Linked DNA regions of Homo sapiens: region 1 is linked to region 2. The links are chromatin loops, found by intact Hi-C in ENCODE. Cell type or tissue: PC-3. All regions are shown on one strand. Each heading gives the region's core, and the rest is flanking DNA. Links, peaks and the distances in the headings are about the cores only. Region 1 overlaps NRIP1 (nuclear receptor interacting protein 1). Region 2 overlaps LOC105369302 (a long non-coding RNA gene).

Region 1 (2,922 bases), core at 196-2,695, 490 kb after region 2:
TGGTGAAACAGGCCATTGGAATGGAACTGAAGATTATGTCGAGAGGTTGGAATGAACAAAAAGTAAATGGAGGAGAGAGATCTAGTTTCTGTATCCTGTTTGCATCTGATGCTGAAGCAGAGACATGAATTGCTGATGGTAATGGATTCTATTCTCTTTTAGGAGGCCAGCAATATTATATAAATAGTGGTTGTTTGAGGGAGAGAAACGACAAGTTCCCCTTTTGTGCATGTTCACACTTTGTTTTGAATGTCTCTGAGATATCTTTAAAGTAGAGGATCAAAATTGGGTACCAGCATGGAATCAGGAGTTATACTTTGGAGGAAAATGAATTAATATTAGATCACATTTTCTTTAATCTTTTAAGATCTGGAATTTTACAAGGGTCTTCATCAACAGGGAAAACCGTGTTCTGAGTGCTAAAGTTTGGGTGGTGAACTGGATAATTCTTTTATAGGATCTCTGATAAAGATAAACATGTAAATAACTGCAGAAATAATGCTTTATTTAAGCACATTACCTATGATTCATGGTAGGGGGAAAATAGAGACCACAGAAACTCCTGAAGTCTTATCAGGGTTTCTTTGCAAACTATTATATGGATGCCCATCTGTTGTTTTTTCTTGAAATTTAGTGTTCAGGTTGATGGATACTGAATGTATAGGATTCTGAAGGTTGGAGTTTATTTAAAACAGAACTTTCCTTTTGTTTTACTACGAGTTATGAAATGCAGTTTTAATTTGTTGCAATAAATATAGAAACTGAGATGAGTAGGAATTTATACTAACTTTTCTCACTGTTATGGTACATACTCTATATCATGAACCTTGAAATTCAAATTGATCCCTACACTATCTTGCAAATATTACAAATGAAGAATTACAAAAGTTGTGGTATTTTAGCTTATCAAAATGCACCCGAAACATAAAATATTTTTCTTTAAGTTCTTAAATCAGAAGAATAGGAAAGAGTTGAAAATAAATGTGATACATTTTATCATTATATTAGTATTTTGTTGAAATTAATACCTTGAATCATGCTATGGATAAACATTTAGCCTAGAACTCTAAAAGTAGTATAATGTGAATCAGATTTAAAGAATTGAGAAGGCTGGCAATTCAAAAATAGAGGAAGAAAACACTCTTTGGGGTTATGAAAAAAAGGATCCTCTTAGTATTAAGATTTCTTAAAAAGCTATACACAGTTTTAAGATAGATTGTTCTTGAAGATAATGGGGCAAATAATTACCTGCTAAACAAATTATGAGTCCTGTGATTCTTTTTTTGGTTGAAATAATTTCAAGAACTCCAGCATATGTTGCAGTTTTGGCTAGAAAGGTGATTGTGACATACATCCATTCATCCATTCTCCCTCTCTCCTTCCCTCCTTCCCTCCCTTCCTTCTTTCCACTTTCAATACATAGGGCTGGGGTAGCAAAAAAAAATAATAATAGTAAACAGTTTTGTAAAACTTGATAATAGAATTATCTGACAGGGTTAATAGTTGTGTTTGAAATTCAGAGCTAGTATGGTTCACTCTCCCCAGAAAATAAAATTTTAATTTCTTACACCTCAGGGAATAAAAACTCTAAATTAAAACCCATCTTGCCTCTTTAACTTTGTGTCACTTAGCAAAAATATCTTTAAGGATGGAAAGAAGAGACCCCATGTGTCTTAAATTCCAAGTCACTGTGTGACTAAGCTCGGAGTTCCAATAAATATTAAACTAGAATTCTGCTGGGAATTTGAGTCATCCGCTTAAGCTACTCCTGGGACCAAGACAACTCTGGTTGACCTGATGTTGATGTTTATTCAGAGCTTTGGTGGAAAGGAGCCTCTCACCCTTGGACTTCTAATTAACAAAGTCATTCCTTAGTCACTTGTTAAGTGATAGAGCTACTCCTTGTTTTCAGGCCTGTAATTTGCTAAAGGATTGAGCACAACAGAGAAACTAAGGAGTTTGGAGCTTCTGCTGTTTAGAGTCTGCTTTCATTATTTTACTTTTACTTTCTTATCTAGCTATGTGAGGGTACTATGTAAAAGTCTGGTGATTTGCTTTAGATACTTAAGAGAAAAGCTTAGCTGTAGTCACATATAGTGTCTAAGATGGCTTTCCTTATAGTTACATGTTTTTAATAGTTGAGTTTGCCTATACTCTTCATAACATGTGCACATGTTAAATATGTTACTGCTTTAAAAAAGCATTTCATTAGTAAGATGGGGAATCGTTTATGTACAATATTGAAATGAGAGTAGTAGTATAATGGTGTGTTTGGTAACTAACAGGACACAATCAAAATTTGAGAATTAGAAGTTCAGAATGAAAAAAGGACTTCTCTCTTGAGGAATCTATCTAGAAGTTGAGAGATAGCAAGTGTTTAACAGAGTGTAATGATTTCTGAGAAGCATGCTTTTAAAGATTTTTTTTAAATTCCTGAATTTATGAGTTTATATTATAATAATCTATAATAGAGCAATAGATTTATACACTGGAAAAGAAACAAATTAAGGGAAGGAGAGAATACACAATGACATGGAGGACATCAAGAAAATATGTTTGGAAACATGTGAAACTCTCCAAATGGGAAATAAATATTCTTGAGAGAAATTAATCACAGTTGCAGTTTTTCTCCTAAAGGGACTGTTTGCACAATGGGTTATGTAGGCTCAGGTTTGATTTTTGAAAAACATGTTAAAAAATAGTATTCCTGTTATTCCACGTTTATTTTTCGAGTTTAGGTTCTGCTACTAAATCAAGATGATACAGATAAAAGGAAAGCCCTTTTATCTCCCCCGGCAGCATCTGTTGAATAAGGGGGTTATATTTGATTTCTAAATTCTAAAATTCTGACTGTACAGCAGTATATGCCGTTGTTGACAGTAAACAGTAAAGATTTCAAGCCTGTGGTTTTAAAAGAAGAAG
Region 2 (2,922 bases), core at 207-2,706:
GGTGGATAAGCTTTTTGATATGCTGCTGGATTCGGTTTGCCAGTATTTTATTGAGGATTTTTGCATCAATGTTCATCAAGGATATTGGTCTAAAATTCTCTTTTTTGGTTGTGTCTCTGCCCGGCTTTGGTATCAGGATGATGCTGGCCTCATAAAATGAGTTAGGGAGGATTCCCTCTTTTTCTATTGATTGGAATAGTTTCAGAAGGAATGGTACCAGTTCCTCCTTGTACCTCTGGTAGAATTCGGCTGTGAATCCATCTGGTCCTGGACTCTTTTTGGTTGGTAAGCTATTGATTATTGCCACAATTTCAGAGCCTGTTCCTTGACACATACACCCTCCCAAGACTAAACCAGGAAGAAACTAGACCCATTCTTAAGATCTTCCACTTGGTCATTGTTGGAGGGGACAGAAAGTATATCCTTAGGCTTAACCAACCAACCCTTCAAAGCTGGAATATCAAACATGTTAGCTACTTTGGCTAAATGTCTGCAGTGGGATTCTTAGTTAAAATGTTACTGATATATAGGCAGACTTTATTTAGCCAATTAAATATCAAGCATCTTTTTAAAAAAATATAAATAATTGCAGGTTGCTAGTGTTCTTCTTTTAATTGACTTTGACTATGCAGAATGATTTTTTAAATCTTTCCAGCTGCTTCATTAGAATTGAAGAGAGAGAAAGTGGCCCATCCCGTCACCCTCCTCTCTCATTGTAATGAAGTAAAATTCACAAAACCAGAAATGCAAATGGATTTTCTTGAGTCTTTCCTTCTAATACACTGATTAGCATGCTAACCAACTCTTTTTCATCAACTACTTCCATATAGAATCATGCATGGAAACTGTACATGGACTTGGCAATTATGTGAGGGGAATTTGCGTCCTCCAAAAGCAATGCAGATAGCGGAAAAATGAACTGAAATAACAGGAATGAGAAAATGGGAATAAATCATAAATGATAATCAGAAAGATCCTGATAAACCAGTAGCAAGGATCTTACAAGTCTCTAAAGGTTCATAAAATTCCTTGATTGCTGCCAGCACAGCAAAGAAAGGTACTGTATGAGCGTCATCAAGTCATGCTTCTTTGTGTCTCCTATTATTGCAGCTCATCTCTTTCTCCTCCCAGCTCATCAACTCTCATAGCTCTTTGGAAATTAAAAGAGCTCTCTCTCCATGTTCTCTCTGGTTACTGAAAAACAGAGACTCACTCAAACCACTAGAGGGATCTCTCTTCTTTGAAAAGAGAGAGAGAAAAAAGTAAATTGCATAAGCTATAAAGTTGGAATGACACAAGAAATCATCGAGCAAGAGAGAAAATGAACTGTTGCAATTTTCAAAGACATTTCAGTGTCTGTGGAGGGGAATCTCCCACTGTGGAGTCTGGCCTTGCCAAGGTCTTGAGAGAGATCCCTCTGGCAAATATGGATCCTGTTGCACCAACATGCTTTGGATGACTCTAGTGGCCTTCAGTGGTAGCTGGGATTACAGATGCCCACCACCACATTGGCTAATTTTTGTATTTTTAGTAGAGAAGGGGTTTCACCATATAGGCCAGGCTGGTCTTGAACTCCAGACCTCAAGTGATCTGCTCGCCTTGGCCTCCCAAAGTGCTGGGATTACAGGCGTGAGCCACCGCACCTGGCCTTTGACTTCTATATGATAAAAATTTAAAGCTACAGAAGGAATTGCCACCTCAGAAAACTTTCCTCACTTGTCTTCCAGAATGCCTTACCATTCTGTGGCTAAAGACACAGCAAACATTTCCCTGATTTATTTGCCAGCTGGCCTCCTGTTGGGTTCTACCAAGAAACACTAGAGTGACTGGAACACAGGAAGAAAGGAGGAAGGACCTCCTGTTTCCTGTTTGTTATTCTTGCTCTCACCTGCATGGTGACAGCTTTCTCCAGCAATAACATTTCATCCCTGCAGAAACAGTTATCTTAAGAGTGCCAGTTGGTTTCAATGTCCAACTGCCTTCAAATTCCCAAACCAGTTTGTTGCTCTCCTTCATAAGAACTAACCACCGTCAAGCATTGCCTACTCTTTAGAAGTTTGAGTCCTGCCAGTTGTGTTGGCTTATGCCTGAAATCCCAGTGAGGCAGAAGCAGGAAGATAGCATGAGGCTGGGAGTTGGAGATCAACCTGACAATATAGTGAGACACTGTCTACAAAATAAAATAATGATAATAATAATTAGCCAGGTGTGCTGATGCCTGCCTGTAGTCCTAGCTACTCAGGAGGCTGAGACAGGAGGGTCTTTTGAGCCCAGGATTTCAAGGCTGCAATGAACTATGTTCATGCCAATGCCACCCACCCTGGGTGACAGAGCAAGACCCTGTTTTTTGAAAAAAAAAAAAATCCAAGTCACAGTTATGTAAGTCCTCTTTTGTGAGATCCTAAGCTTTAATAGTCTAACCTCTTCTTTTTTTATTCTTCCAGCTGTATGAGAAATAGCTGCTTGTTATTTCATGCTAACCTTTAGTGTTTTCTGTTGCTCTTTCATCCCTCAAACATCTGTATAACCAGCCCCTATATTAAATCCTCCTTGTTGGAGTCCCTAGTGTGGTTTCTGTTTTTTTCTGACTGCACCTGACTGATAAACTGTGAGAAGACTATAGCAATAAAAGATCTATGTAAATAGAGTGGGGGTTCCCCAATAATTCAGTTGGAAAGATCAGGGAAGAATTTATGAAAAAAATAGGATTTGCAAAAGACCTTGAATATAGGTAGAATTTAGAGGTATAAAGATGGGGTGAAAAAAGACTTTCAAAGCAGGAAAACATTATAAAAATATTTAATAACAGGGAACACAAAATATAATTCAGCTGGAAATCATAATATGTAAAAGTTAATATTTAATAATAAACTACCAAAGGTAAAATTGAATCAGATCTTAGTGTAGGAGTAGGGGGAGGGA

The links. Peaks named below come from ENCODE experiments on the same cell type or tissue, not always from the same donor. Only the 100,000 strongest peaks of a DNase experiment are listed, where the experiment ranks them.
Region 1: it touches region 2 in a loop (13-fold over the local background); 9 of 110 quality-filtered maps call a loop at or near these places.

Annotation. Positions count from the first base shown.
Region 1 is chr21:15,058,005-15,060,926 of GRCh38, reverse strand. All of the region lies in intron 1 of NRIP1 (nuclear receptor interacting protein 1), which reads left to right. Among named protein-coding and RNA genes, the nearest start is that of NRIP1, 5.5 kb to the left of the region's middle. RefSeq lists an enhancer at 1,985-2,034. In PC-3, for the core only: no CTCF peak of the experiment used is centred there; a DNase peak (open chromatin) is centred at 1,746; H3K4me3 peaks cover 2,500 bases; H3K27ac peaks cover 2,500 bases.
Region 2 is chr21:15,551,607-15,554,528 of GRCh38, reverse strand. All of the region lies in intron 2 of LOC105369302 (a long non-coding RNA gene), which reads left to right. Among named protein-coding and RNA genes, the nearest start is that of USP25, 180 kb to the left of the region's middle. In PC-3, for the core only: a CTCF peak has its summit at 1,229 (motif pointing right); no DNase peak of the experiment used is centred there.